2 separate regions of the Mus musculus genome follow, and region 2 is linked to region 1. The links are chromatin loops, found by intact Hi-C in ENCODE. Cell type or tissue: left cerebral cortex. All regions are shown on one strand.

What was found. A loop is a pair of places that touch in the nucleus more often than their neighbours do. Peaks named below come from ENCODE experiments on the same cell type or tissue, not always from the same donor. Only the 100,000 strongest peaks of a DNase experiment are listed, where the experiment ranks them.
Region 2: a loop joins it to region 1, with 1.9 times the contacts of the local background. A loop is called at or near these places in 4 of 42 quality-filtered maps.

The regions. Positions count from the first base shown.
Region 1 is chr4:102,314,530-102,322,529 of GRCm38, reverse strand. All of the region lies in intron 1 of Pde4b (phosphodiesterase 4B, cAMP specific), which reads right to left. Among named protein-coding and RNA genes, the nearest start is that of Gm52669, 29 kb to the left of the region's middle. In left cerebral cortex, a CTCF peak has its summit at 997 (motif pointing right); DNase peaks (open chromatin) are centred at 3,377, 3,720, 4,024 and 4,347; H3K4me3 peaks cover 584 bases; H3K27ac peaks cover 1,886 bases.
Region 2 is chr4:102,251,363-102,259,362 of GRCm38, reverse strand. Pde4b (phosphodiesterase 4B, cAMP specific) reads right to left here and starts at 4,424. Exons shown (of 15, transcript NM_019840.2): 1 at 3,907-4,424. The coding sequence starts at 4,142. In left cerebral cortex, a CTCF peak has its summit at 4,403; DNase peaks (open chromatin) are centred at 4,355 and 4,645; H3K4me3 peaks cover 3,633 bases; H3K27ac peaks cover 2,356 bases.

The DNA of each region.
Region 1 (8,000 bases):
GAAACTAGCCACCAGAACTTTACTCCCGATACAACTTTATGATTCAGCAGAAACCAAGTAAGAATAGAGCATCATCAAATAGAAATCGCCGTCCCTGGAAATTAGTTCTAGATAGGACACCACTGGCTCAGCAGGCACTCTTCCTGTGCTTCTCAGCAGGGTTCTGAGACTCCTGGCACCTGTCTGTAGAATTCAAAATTGTATGAATTTCTGATATACTTGAAAAAAAAAAAAGCCTCATTTAGGACCTTACAAGAGCATCACAATTTTTAATTCAAAAGATTTAGCTGCACTTTGAAGCAGAATTTACTTATAGCTAACTAAACCGCAGGATATACTCTTATATCTACTATAAAGCTGAAGTTATCTACTTTTCTGATAAAGGAAGATGAACCAAAACAGTGGAGAATATCTGTGTCCTGATCTCACCTGGCTCTTCATTCTCTATGATGATAGATTTATCTTCTTTCTCCCCTTACATCCAATGCTTCCATTTAGTATAGATTAAAATAGTTTTATGGGGAGTATACTTTATATTATATACTATATTTAAATAAAAGTTCTATATTTTTATCTGAAATTCTTTTCACAGTGAACTAGCTATTAACATAAGAAATCATGATTATATTTTCTCAATCCAAATATGTGAATTGGTTACAAAATATGAAACTAATTTAATTTAATAAGGTAAAAGTGGGTCAAACTCGATTATAAGATCCATTTCAAATTCAGTACTATTAAAATTTAGACTATTTAGGGGAGAGTTGAATATGATTTGAATTTTAAAATATGAAGTTGGTGCTAGATCTGGTGTCGATTCCTAGCCCTTACATGGTGGTTTACAACCATCTATACTTACAGTTCTTGGGGTTCTGATGCCATCTTCTGGCATCTGTGGCTACCAGGCATGCACATGGTGCATATACACATATACAGGCAAAACATATACAAACAATAGGAAAATAAAGCTACAAATATGAAGTCATTAGCCAGGTGTGGTGGCTTATGCCTGTAATTCCAGCAGGGGGAGGTAGAATTCATTGAACTCGAGGCTAGCTTGGTCTATGTAGTAAATAGCTACATAGAAACCCATCTCAGGAAAAAAAAAAATATATATATATATATATATATATATATATATATATATATATATGCGTGTGTGTGTGTGCATGTAGGTGTGTGTGTAAACCAAAAGTTGGCTGGCATGAAAAAGTTACTTTTTAAGATGAAGAAAGCCAAATGGTACTTCCACGAATAGTTATATTCTGCAGCTTTTGAGGAATATAAAAATCTACCCAGGGCTTTGAATTTTAATTTACACTTTCCTGAATGCAGATGCACTGCATCTACATTGCCATGTCAACAAAGCTAGTGTCAAAGTGTAGCAGTTAAATGCAAAGTCAAAATCAGCTTTGTTTGTTCAACAAAAAGAAGCCCAATTATTTCCTACTTATGTTGAATATTATTTTTATCTTTGAACACTTAGGAATTTTGTACAATAACTACTACTCAAGATATTTACAACACTTCAGGGCAAGCCTTTTCTTTCCAAATAACCAATGACACAAGGGTTAATTTGCAGAATTACAGTGAAACAGAGTAGATTAAAAGCACATTAGGACTGAAATCATTAGGACAAAAGGAAAGATAATTCAGTGTGTTCAATTCACAGCCCTGTCTGAATCTCACTGAGTCTACATGATTCTCACATGTGTCTACATGTTTAGTTGATGTATATTTGGGTAATGAAGGGAGGGAGAAGGAGTGGAATTCATATTACACCCAAGAACGGCATGGAACCTGAAGAAATTCAGCACAGAACCTGCAAATAAATGCAAATAAAAGCAAATGGTTTGCACATATTTTATGTTTAGGCAAACAAATATGCAAATTACTTCTACTTTTTATCTATACCTCTATATCTATACATATGTCTATGTCATCCACACATCTCTGTAGTTGCTAGAAGGAAGAGGAAGCATACCCACAAGAATATAGGATGAAACATTTAACATAGCGGGAAGGGAGTGAAGCATTCCTTTGATAAAGGTCCTAGGAGGTGAAGATACACGCAGGTACCTATAGGTGACAGAAACACATCACGAAGCCTGTTTTGTACTAATTACAAGAAAACTTAAGTGTGGGGTGGGTACTTGGGAGAATAAACTGTGAATGTATGTAAATCTTAAGTGTTTGAGTAACGAACAACATACAAGGCTAAGAACCTGGGAACGGGAGTTCAACTATCACTCTGCTTGTGACCAACTAGGTAACCAGGACAGGGTAGCACTTTTCTTATTCCTGTAAAAGAGGTTAGAGTAGGTCACTAAACAATTCTGCAAGCACACTACAGAGAGTATCAAAAAAGTACAGGTCCTGGCTTCAAGGAACAAAGAGTCTATTGGAAAAAAGAAGAACAGACTACAAAAATTATAAACTAGACAGCCTGGTTTGATTTTTCCTTCTTTTTGGTTACAACTCTTAGACTATAAGCCATTTACCCATCATATGTTTTTCTTAAATACATGGATAATTCCCACATGACCATTTCCATGAGCTTCTCAATTCTAAAACATGTCTTTTTTTCACACTTTAATACTTTTGGACTCAGGCTGCTACTTAAGATAAATGGCAACTTAAATATAGTGAGAGATGATGGTGGTCCCTAAATAGTGACTCTCAACCTTCCCAATGCTGGGACCCTTTATAATAGTTCCTCATGTTGTAATGGCCCCCAACCATAAATTTATTTTGTTGCTACTTTATAACTGTAATTTTGCTACTGTTATTTTCATAATGTAAATATCTGACAGGCAGGATATCTGATATTTGACCCCTAAAGGGGTCCTCACCCACAGATTGATAACTGCTGCTCTAATAAATCTATTGTTCCAAGTATGAGAAATATTGATGGAAATTAAAAATAGATTTAAATCTCTGCCTTCATTTCTTCATTGAGACGCCAAGATTTCCTTACTGTCTAAAAAGACTATATCATCTTGTAAATGGTCTTTCTGGTTAATGCTGGACCTTAGCTGGAAGTATTTTTTAAAGTTCTCTCCAGAAATCTAAAGCAGTGCATAAGAATGTTTTACATGCTAATAATAAAATGACCAGCTAATTTCACATTATTTAAAATAACCAAAGTGGCTGAAAGAGGAAAAAAAATCAATTTTCTTCCCTAGAATAACTGGATATATCAACCATCCTTTAGTGTGGTCCTATTCTCAGAAGTAGCTAAAATAGATTATGTGGTTTTTAGTGGCGTTTTTATTTTATTTTTGTTTTTGAGAGTGAGAAAAAAAGAGGGAGTTAAGTGGGCAGGAACAGGGAGGCTCTGGGAGGGGTTGTGGAAATGGGAAAGAATATGATAAATATACTGCCTGAAATTCTCAAAGAATACATTTTTAAAAAAAGGAAAAAATAATCAAAATGTTCACTTTATTCTCAAAATTTGCATTGCATAGTTGTAAAATAGAAAGAACAAAATTAGGTTTCTAGAAAAAACTGCAAAAATCTCTGAAAAAAATATTTAGTCTCTGCTTTGGCCAGAAACAGTGAAGAAATGCAGTGTATTCAGAGAACAACATTTTTTTTCTTGTTACATTTATTTGTTTTTGTGTGGGGGCACATAGACGAGTGTATGAGGCATTAGTGTAGGTGTGCATGCACTCCTGTGTGGAAGTCAGAAGACGCTTGCAGAAATCCGTTCTCTTTCTCCAATGTGGGTCATGTGGACGAAGTAAGGCTGTTAGCTTTGGCAGCATTCGCCTCTATCTGCTGAGCCATCTCTCTAGTCCCAGAATACATTTTTTTAATAAATTCAACTCATAGCTATGAGTTGGCACTTAGTTAAACATGCAGTGTGGCATTGTACTATGGATAGGAGACCAGACGGCAGAGTCCAGTAGATCAATAACATGCTGCAACTATATGGCTTTTATGGTCCCATCTATGTACAGGAATACGGTAATTTTCAAAATGCAAGAAAACAGTAAAGCTGGAGGAAATGGACCAGTGAGGACACTGCCGATCGACTAAGGGGATGGCATGTGGCTTCCCTGTAGAGTTCACTTACGTTAAGCCCCAAGCAGGAAACCGAAGGGTAAAGGATGTCAAAGCCCTTGGTGTTTGAGTCCTAGGCTCTGGGCTCGCTCAGGCTTGCTTTCCTATAATCCTTCTCCACTATTTCCTGAACGAGCATGGCCAACATGCACGCTCTGCTGGGCGGCCCATCTCCTTGGCTTCAGAGTATTCCCAGCGACGCTGTTTTACTTTGTGTCTCTGCAAACTGACTTCTTACCACTGTTGTTGGTTTCTTGGTGTCTCTTCACTAACCAGAGCTTTGTTCGGCACACTAACCATGCCTTCATTGCCAGTTCCTTCATTAGCTTCAACTCACTAGCACCATGTGGGCTGTGTTCAGTCTTAGCTGTGTCTCTCACTGACAAAAGCTGAGAAGTGATTTTAAGTGAAACCAGAAATGCAGGTAAATGTGCACTTGAAAATCTAATTCCATTGGATCAGAGCTCAGGCTTGGTGCACAGATTGCTCATAACTCTCAGGAGAAAACCACTGTCTCGGCTTTCAGTAGAGCAACAGCCTGTTGTCCATTCTGTCCGCTTCCAAACGCTATTCTAACTAAAGAGCAAAGGACTGCCCATTTCAGAAAAACTCATATGAAATGGATTAGCATGCTTTATGTAAGAACATCTTCTATGAAAGCATTTGATTTGGGTATTTATAGTTCATTTATTTTAACACATTTAGAAATTTCCTATTTTAAATTTTGAGAAATGAACATTCCAAAATGAAAAAATTAAGCACTTTACTGTTTTGCCCAATTATACATACACACACATATTTGTGTATACACACATATATATATGTATATGTGTATATATATGTATATATATATATATGTGTGTGTGTGTATATATATATATACATTGTTCCTATATATATCCAATATATATAATTGTTCCTAAGTCTCTATAGAACTTGAAATTTTTTCCATAGTAGTATTTTAGATAGTACCACTAGAGCTGGAGGGCTTATGGGACATTGGGGGCAAAATACCTAGCTAATTCTACGACACCCAGGGCAAAGAAAACTGAAGGCAGGGAAAGAACTGAAGGAGATCCCATGAGAAATGCTGGCGAGGTGAACAGAGTTGCTAATGAACACCTGCATGATCCCTTATTTTCCTTTTGCCTCAGGCTTAGCAAAGTGTGTGTGTCTACTGGGTCAAGATCTTAAATAATTTCCCCAAGTACTCAACATTTTCCAAGTTTGGAAGGGAACCAGGAGACAAAGTAGTACAGAGACAACTTAGTGCCTCAGGAAGTTCAAAGTCACAGTCGTGTTAACAAAAACAGACTCCAGACACTCCTGGACTCTCAGAAAAGAGGGTGGGGTGAGAAGAGAGGCAGAAGCACATGCCTGTAGTCCCAGCATTTGGGGAGGTGGAGACAGGAAGCACGTGAGTCTGGCAAATGCCTAAGTTACATGGCATAATCTATCTTAAACAGTCAAGTAAAATGGAAGCAAGCAAGCATCAGGTGGAAAGCAGCCATGCAGGTGCTCTGCACTCCAGACTTTCAGAGCTCAGCTATACCATTTGAATTGTTTGAGAAATAAGATATTCTCTCCAAACGCCTTGCTCTGGAGCAGCTGTCGTTACCAGGGCCTAAGAGCTTAGAAGGTTTTTACTTCATATGGAAACAAGGTTCTTCTGACAGCCTTTGTATATAGAATGTGTATGCAACGAGTCAAGGCAGAATTCATAATTTTAACATCTGTTTAATGTGTAGCAACTTCCCCATGAGAGCAAGAGTTTTTATATATTTAGTGATATTCACTCATCTATCTACACAACTGATCTTTTAATAAACATTTCTTGATCAAATCTCTAGTCTCATAAACCATTCTGGAATCACAAAAGAAAAACATATTTCTTCCATTGCAAGAAGAAAAAGATCCCAGAGTAATAGAATATGCAATGGGTTTGATCTGAATTAAACAAACTCAATCTATTATTTGAATTACCCCTAAATACTGGATTTTATAACTCAGTGTCTGTTAAAGATGACTTGAAAAGTGTCCCTGTCAGAAACACTGAAAGCCATTTATATAAACATCAAAGTTTTCATAACATTCTGATTGCAACATCTTTTATAAAAATATCAATCCTGACCAATTAGGAGTTCAATGAAAATCAAATACCAAATTTTCTCTGTGCTAGTTTCCAAGGTTTGTAAGAGGTCACTTTAACTCATTCTATTTTCCAGATTCCAAATTGAGTTCCTTTGGCACATGGCCCAGTCTTGGCTATGCAGTAACATTTTAACCAGTTGCTTAATTACCTGGTGTCAGTTAAACATTATTATAAAGGAATCTCTTCTATCTTCTGTAAAGAATAGTTTTCCCTTTCACTCCTGACTCAGGTACCTCCTGCTCACCCTTGTCTTGAAGCCGTTCCCATTGGTATAGTGAAGTTAACTTTCGCTGGCTGCAGAACAGCCATCTACTCTCACAAAGCAGAGTTGCCACAATGACCTATGGTATACTCTAATCAACAATCATGCCAACAAGCAGAGAGTGATCGTGATAGCTAGCTCTAAGGTAATAGTAATGATGCTGTTTAGAGTCTCTCTTAGTCTAAGTGGGGAGAGGGCCACCCTACCCTTCCCTGAGATGTCACTCCCTCCTGTCCAGCTGCATGTGGTGGGTTCTAGAGAACATAGGAAAAGAGGGTTGGCTAGAGACTGGGACATTTCTTGGGTGACACTTTCATTAGTCATAGCCCGAGGCAGGAATGAGATTCTTCAGTGCTGCAGCTATCTTTGAGTCACCCATGATCCTACAATTACCCCCTCATCTAGGCTTCTATTAGCAACCCCTAGAGATTTACTGGTTCATTAAGGTGGACTTGGATGGAATCTGTTTTTCAGTCTGTCAGCCCTTTGTGTGGTGAATACATGTTACTCTGTGTCTCCCCACCAAAAAGAATACAGCACTCAGACTCCATTGCTTCAGTCAGGTCCCAGTTCTGCAATTATTCTTAGCTTTGTGTTTACTGTCATCACAAGTCTACAATTTCAAAATGATTGTTTCTTAAGTCATCATTTAGATAACAATGACTGTGGTACGAGCGGATGAATGAATGGGTAGAATATTAAGTTGAATTGTTAAAGTAGGCAGCTCATGACATTGGTTTCTAAGGTGCAACTCACTGTAATATTAGGAAGAGCACTGATTTGTAAAACCTGGCAGCATTTAGATTGTGAGTCTGTAGCTAAGCATGGCCAACCTGTTTTCAAGGATCAGGACAACAGTATAGTATTTGGATTGCTTTACAGACACTGAACTTAAGAGCTTTTGAGAATTAAGTACCAGCCTGAGAAATAAATTAAAGAAAAACTTTTGCCTGGCTTCATGTAGAGTTACCAAATAAATAAATAAATACATACATACATACATACATACATACATACATACAACAGCACTCATCACCTTTGAATACTTGTATCAGTATGGGTTACAGAAGCTAGTAAGATTTTTAATCTATAGGCTTGGAGTTCTCAAACCTCTTAGTGCTGCAACCCTTAAGTACAGATCATCATGTCGTGGTGACCCCCAACCATAAAATTGTTTTGTTACTACTTCATTAACTGTAATTTTGCTACTTTTATGAATCATAACGCAAATATCTGATATGCTGGATATCTGATATTTGACCCCTGTGAAAGGATCATTTGAGTCCCAAAAGGGCCACATTACGTAATTCCAGAGGATGGTCAGAGCACAAAACTACCTAAAGAAATGTTGTCTACCTTCTTTTCTTGGACTAACATTTTGTCATTCCCACTAAGGAACTGGACACATTTTTCACAATTTTGTGAAGGTTTTAATTTGTATCTGTCAAACATACAAAGCCATTAGGGTACAAAATGAATGGTATCTACTTGGAGCACTGTGCACAAGTAAACACTAAATGA
Region 2 (8,000 bases), 63 kb after region 1:
AATTATTTCCAGATTTGAGATTGTGTGAACATGATATTTTGGAGTCATGGTGTTCGTCACAATGATAGAAACCTCAACTAAGGCAATAAGAAATCTGTCTTTCAATAATGGAAAACCAAATTGGGAGAGGAAAAATACAAGCTTTCTCCCAAAGTATTCAATAACTAAAAGCACATTGCTTTTGATTGTAAGCATGGATAGATTGGTGGTGGTTCCCACTGATACATTTTCTATCCTAGAAGGCAGTGTTTTAGGAAGTAGCCAGGATTTATCAGACCAGCACCAACACAATACTTCCTGAAGGAAAACTGATGACTGAGAAAGGGCTCCAGTCTGGAAGAGATGGTTTAAAAAAAAAAAAAAGCTAGACAACTTGCTGCAAGTGCCAGGCAACAATAAACAGGTTTTCCAGTCAGATACTTTACACACGAATGCTGTGCTTCAGAAAATGTTACCTTGGATTTGAGGTCAAGGATAAATAATCCACTACCCTGAGAATGATACTGTCATATTCTGTACCAAGCAAGGCCGTGTAGTCCCTAATACTTATACACACACACCACACCACACCATACCACACCACTCAGCAGTAAGGTTGTTATCCATTTGGGGAGTCATAATTCAAAGACTGGAAGTTTGGGGTATGGATCGGAGTCAGATAATGAATAATGGAGTAGAAATACTTAGAAGAAAAGAGAGAATTAAAAGTCTTTTGTATGTCTAACATGTGACCCTGAAAAAATTCAAATAAAGAACTTAAGATAATATGTGGACATTATAATAAAGAACTTAAGATATAGTACAAGAGGGGAAATATAGGTTGAGCCTGAATTGTTTTTCTTTTCTTCATAGCAATTTATAGGTGTTCATTTATGTATGTTGAATAAGTAAAAACAAAACAAAGAATCTCTTGAGAATCCTCCCATTAAAGCCCATTATCACCATATTTTTCTAAAAAGCCAGTGAGGGAAAAACAGGATATATACTATGTAACAATTAAACCAGTTGAGTCAGAGGAATGTTTTTCTAATATCTGTGAATATGACATGGCAAAGTGCTGTATATTAAGTGCTGTTATTGGAATTTTTCTCTTCAGTTTTAAAAGTAGGCCAGATGTCCATATGTCAAAGATGGAGCAACATGGTTCTGCCCAAGGGTAAGAGGGAGCAGGAAGATAATTATTCAAATTTCTTCCAGATTTGGGTTTGTGTAAACATGATGATTAACAATGACAACACATCAAATATCTACTTTTCTTTCGATATTTCTAAAATAATTCCAGAGTCAGAACTATACAAATGTGTGTTAAATCTATTGTGAAGCCCAACTTCACAGTTCAGGTCTCCAAAGCCAGAACTGCATGTCTAGTCCATCAAAGTATGAAATCTACAAATAACCAAAGCAAAGGTTAGAATGTGACCTGGACCTTCTGCATTGCTCAGCTTTCTCGTGAAAAGTACTTTAATTTTGTTGCAGGAATCAAAACAATCCAGTCCTCTTGAAAGAAGTCTACTGTCTGCTATAAAGTAATAGCATGATTTTAGGCACTTCTGAGTCTATATCTTAGAATTTCTAACTTAAGTGCGTGGTCTAGAAAATGCCAATCACTAATCAGAAAAGGCTAGTTACATTTCATCGTGACAAAACGGCAAAACTAAGGCGGGCATGCTAAGCTTCATCACACAAAAAGAGAATGAAACAGCACTGGGCTCTTGAGATTTGGGGAAAAAATCATTCAAATACATAAGAGGCATATCTATTTTCCTTGCCTATTTCATGACAATAAACTTGGAAAATGTTAAGCATCTTACAACAGATCCAATAACAAAAAGAAACATCACTGGAGATTTAATCAGGAGCTGCAAACAAGTTGAGAATCAACTTTACTAAAGACACATAAAGGGAAGGAATGTGAACTGGGAGGAAAGTGTGAACACAATCGTACCTACAGATGTTTTAGAAGTCTGATGATTAATGACTTCTTTATGCCTGTATTGAATTACATTATGCCAATGTCTTGTTTCTTTTTTTGGCAATTGTGGGAACTTTTGTTTTAACTCATCTAAAAGATCATTTTATTAGCATAAGTAACCTCACATATCATTACATTGTTCTTTTTGCAACTTGCAAGAAAATTTGTGTAATGCATGAGTAAAACTGACTCTTTAATCATTCTAAAACTTCATTCTTTTGAAAAGAAAAAAAATCACTAGTATTTATAGCTCGGTGCTTCTATCACATCAAGAATCTATTCTAAGAAGAAGAAAGGTCACATGATTATAAAGTACCAAAAATTCCACATTAGTGAAAATATCAGAACTTTAAGAAGATTATCCAGACTTTGAAAATTATACACCTAAAATTAAAAGTCCTTCATATCAATATAATGATTTGCTAGTCCTTCAGTTAGCAAGACATATACATTTATTCATTAAATAAATATTTCCCTACATATGTTCCTTTAATGAGAACTATGCTCGTGCTTATCTTCCTGTATTCAGTTACACCACTCAGCAGATTAACTATAAAGTCACATGTGTTGGAGGAGAGGCAAAGAATGAGAGAAAGGACTGCTTCCAATCAGCACATAGTTTTACATGAACACCCTCTTTCTACAAATGCTATCACCATTGGTAGGCTTTGAAAAACCTAACCACGTGTGTTCTACAGGCAACCGAGCACAATGAAATAACAGCATACGCTTCATCAAAATGACCAAACAGTTCTCCAAGAAATAATACCACACCACAGTCAGAAGCAAGAGAAAATAGATCATCTCTAACTATGTGAAGTATATGTTGGCAGAACATTGGCTATTTGTCAAAGTGAGCTACATCTTTCTATGGGTAGCTATGATTAATCAACACATTGTGCACAGAGCGAGCACATTTTTTTTTTCCTGGTGAGGAGGAAACAACACAGTGCATATTAATTTTCGAATATCCAGTGGCCTTGGTTGATTATGCTAGCTGGCACTCTAGCATGTAGGCACAAAATTGCTGTGGGGATTACCTTAAAAAACCACATCCTGCTTTTCTTGCCATGTTGCCTATTAAATAAGACTGAGCTGCAAATACCAATTTGGAAGGTTATCTTAATTTGAAAGACACATCCCTTCAAAGAAACCTGAGGTGGCCCAGGCTTTTCAGGTCAAAGTAACTTAATGTTGGGGTTCTCTCCTTGTGCTTCTTCACTGCACTGCTTTAAGGAGGCCAGCCTCCTGTTTTTACATCCAGTGTAAATAAAATATATGCTGGAGGTAGGGAGTTCAACTCAGCTTCTACAGAGACACTAACCTCTTATACTTGGCATACCTAAAAGATACAAAATTTTTGGAATCATAATACAACTGATTGTCAGTGACACTTTGTAAGTTAGAACTTAGTTTCCCTACCCTTTAAGTAATGTAAAGATAAAAGTTTGTAAGGAGAAAGCTCACTCTGGTTATGCCCCATAGTCATGATGAGACAACACATTTATTGAGGCTTTTATAAGTTATCTTAAGGAATAGATTAGAATTGAGATGAAAATACCTATTCTTGTACCACAAAAACAAAACAAAAACAAAGCCCCACTGCTAAAATCATAGAACAGAAATGAAACAAAAATCTTACTTTTAAAAGGTCCCTCAATTCCCTATTTTCCAAAAGACATTTTTATAAGCAGTCACTTCGAAGAGTCTCCACGGTCAGAGGCTTATTTTATCTGGAAACAGCAGGTAGCACAAAGATACTTAAGCACACTGTACACTTCTGTATTCTTAGCTGACCTACTGTACCCCTTCAACTCAGACTTGCGCTATGCATTCCGAGCAAAACTCAGACATTCCATTCTCAACCTTTCTAAATCACTACTGAGAAGCCAAGAATCTGCCTAGCACTGGGATGCCTTTAAGTCCACTCTTACCATGTATGAGCCACCGTGAAGCGACGCCGCTGTCGGATGCTTTTATTCACCAGCAACTTTCTGAAAAAGCATGGTGAATTCCTTGGTGAACTGCGTGGAGAAATTTTGGGAGATGTAGGTCTGTTTCCTGGTAGCTTTGGAAGCTCAAGTTCCAAGCGCATCTGCTCCTTGAAAGTCTTTATGCAAACCTCAGATTCCGAAGCAGTAAATTCTTTTGGAGAATTTTTTGCTGTCATGTCTCGTATGGAGTGCTAGCTAGCATTCACCATCCAAAACAGCAGTCTTGAACATAGCAAAGGCACTGACGCGGGTTAAAAGGCTGCTGGGTCCGCACACTCTTCCCAGGCTAATTTGGGAAGCTGTGGTTTCAATCCTGGAGCACTTCAGAGCAAGAGGAGCATACTGGGAGACTGGCAAGACAGCCTGTCACAAGGAGCTTTATCAGGCTGCCTTTGCCTCTGAAAATGCGCCAAAGTGCTTCCTCTGTCACCAGCCTCCTTGTGGATGGGGTTTGTCTGCAAGTTACACACTGAGACTCACTGAATCCATTCAGCTGAATATATCAACTCATGAAATATTCATGAGGGCTTTTGATAAATCCTTTATATGTATTTTTTTTTTTAAAGAAAACCTTATCAAACAAGCTGCATTAACTCGGACAGTAAGCAAAGCCTGGCCACCCAGTCACTTTTGTCTGCACAAAGGGCGGAACCAGAGCCCATCCAGCATGTGCTTTTAAAGTCTTCATTCAGAATTATCTTGCTCAGCAAAGCACCGCCGTAACTCCGCCTATCAAACGCTATTGGCCCAGGATTCTTTAAACAACTGGGCTATCTCCCCCCTGAAAAATACCCTCCACTGCTCGGATTTGCACTAAATTCGTGAGGCTATCGTCTTTGTCACAGTCAAAACTGATTAAGTCAGGGATTGCCAAAAGCCTCAATAAAACAGCTTTTCAGATTCCATTTCTGAATCAAAGAGCTGAATTGCTGAAGTTCCCCCCCCCCTACCCCCACCCCACTTCCTTCTTTAGAAGATCCCAAGCAGCATCAGTTAAAAAAACAAAATGTCACTTAACAGGAAAACATTGGCTTTGGTTCATTTCCCCAAGGAATTCAAAACCTAATTTTTATTCCAATAAACATTACTCTCATTGTTCTCTTTAGGCTCATTGTTTGCAATCTGCCCACATAAGCCACTTGATACTGAATGCCTCTTCTGATGGCCAAAGCACCCCTAATCTGAAATGGAAGTAAGAGCCAGAAAAAACATGCACCCCAAGTTAGGTACTGTGCATGTGTTTGTGTGTGTGCTGAGAGGTGCACAAGGTGTGTATCTTTGTGCCTGTGTGCACCAGAGAGTGGGTTTCTACATTGCTTGTGAGAAGCCATGGAGTCAAGGAATGTCTTCAACCTGGCTAGGCTTGGCTTTTCTTTTCTTTTTGCCTTTTTTTTTCCTTTTTTCTTTTTCTCTTCTTGGGCATGAGAGCACAGCTTCTATATATTTAAAGGCATACTGAAGTATAATGAGGTCCATTGCATGTTGTAAAATATTTATTCACAGTGATGGTCATTGGATCCAGGTTGATCTCAAATAAATGTGGCAAAGTACGATAGGATTAATCAGCAAGAATGACAGAAAAGGTAAAGATGCACAGTAGGACTTCAGTGAAAATCAGACATTCATTTTCACACTAATGTGTAGGGTCGTCCAGCTGTATAAATCTCTCTATATGTCTGTCACACACTAAAAATGTGCTGAAGATTAGAGGGCTAAATAACGGCAGAACATCGCCTCTGGGTAGGAGAAAGGCATCCCACTGCAAACCTTAGGGAAGGAACTGGAACTTAAACTACTGACTTTTAAGTACCACTTCTGAAAACCCATCATGATCTAAACAACTAACTAAAGAGCACGGTGAACAGATGTGCAGATCTAAACAACTAACTAAAGTACATGGTGAACAGATGTGCAGTCGTGAAATCTTAGATGGGGCTGAATGTTCCTGGTTTATGAATGATTTCTCAAACCAGGAAACAGAGCCAGGGGACTGAAGGGACTCATCCAAATCCATCCTGGTGACTGATGTCATCACTACATCTCCCACTCCAGTTTCCTGACTCCTGGTAGCACTGTTTATTTCATTATAAAGTGCTTTTGTCTAGGCAGGCCTTAGTGCAGCTTCTTGGGGTCTGAAAGTATTTTGAGTATCTTGAAAAGATAGAATGTTGATAATATGGAGAAAATGTGGTTAACGCTACCCACTATTTGCTAAATTCTGCAGCAAGTCTTTTACCCAAAATACTATTTTTTTAAAACTGGGACCTGAGATTATATGATTCTATCATGATTCACAGTGACCTATTAGCAAAAATAAAATAGCAAGTGGGATTCATTAAAGCCATTTCTCATAGTTAATTTTCAAAGCTGACGAGATAAATAAGAATTTTAGGAATGTCTTCTCAGAAAAAAAAAAAGTAATGGCAAATTGTGTAGCCCTAATATCGCTAAGTGTAAATTGAGGTTCTGATAGGAGAATGCTGCTTATATCACCTCTTGATGGCATCCCACATACCTGTCTTCAGTCTGCCAATGGTCTCAAAGCTATATATATAACCTGATATCCCTACCTACCCCTGGAGGAAACAAGGGTAACCAAGAAGGTTAACTAGAATGCAAAATTTAAAAGATAATCAGACTCTCCGATAGCCTGAATTTTTCATACTTATAATGTTTATAAATAAACAGAGAGAAAAGCAGGGCTGGGGTCTCGAGGCCATGTCCCCTGTGGTCCAGTTTTCCTCCCTTGAACTTCAGTGCCCCAGGAGCATCACGAGCTGGCGACCAAGCCTTGTGGGAAGTGTTAAAGGTTCAAATACTGGCATCCTGTGCTTAAGAAACATCCAGTAAACCAAAAGGGAACCTTCCTATCTCCGTAATTCCTTTGGCACCTCAAAAGGAGAAATTAGTAGTCCCACTTCATCAGTTTATAAATATATACCCTTGTGAATTCTTGAAAAGTCCATCTATAGTATATCTCAGTATTAGATAAATAAATCTCTGGTATCACCATGCTCTCAGAGAAATAGAGTAAAGAATAAAATAACTTAGTAAAAGACAATTATTTCTTATAAATATTGGGGATATATTAGTAACATTTCAGTTTTTTTCTAAGCTGTAAAGAAAGGCCAATTATTTATTACCAATAAAATGGTGTTTATAATTCAAACATTAACAGTTTTAAATGTTTTAAAAACCCATCACCTTTTTTAATAGCATGGTTTTATATAAAATAATTAGTCTTTTCTATTGATACCAGTGTAAAATTTGAACTTCCAAAGTCGCCATTGAATTAAATTTCTCTGAGTATCATTTTCAACTGACTTTTGTAAAACTAAACAATTTTAAAGACATAAAATTGAACTTCCTGTGGCTTTGTCTTAGCACAACACTGAATTCAAAATAACAGCTGTATAATTTACTATGAATATGAAATTGAAGATCTGAGACAAAAGAGCATATTCACAAGAATTTTATTTTTTAAAAGAGTGTAGTTAAAGCTAACACTATTAACAGTCAAATTCATAATTAAGTCTTTATCTATTTCACTATCTAGCTCCTTCTTGCCAAAACAATATGCCATCTGAGTAGCAGAAGACACTTCAATTCCTTTTCTTCAGTCCAAGGCGAGGTAATGAAAGGAATTGTGCCAACAAAGGACTATAGCCACTTCCAAGTAACAAACAGTGGGGATGCTTTTACAAAACAGTATTGATACAAATTACAGTTTCAATGCTAAGAAATGGAGCTGGAGAATCATTCTAGCATGATTGAAAGAAACATAATGCAGGACAGAATAGAAAAAACTGTTTCTATTCATCTAGGGAAAGTACAATTAACTGATACATATAAAGAAACAGCCACTGGAATGGCGCCACAGGAAGCATCCCTTTCCACTGAAGTGTTCATTCCATCTTATGAACAGTTTCATGCCTCCATTTCATGATAAACTGATGACATCGAGACCTTTAGCATCCATCATCTCTGGAACTCAGTTTCATTGTGCTATACTATAAACTTTTCTAAATGAAGTC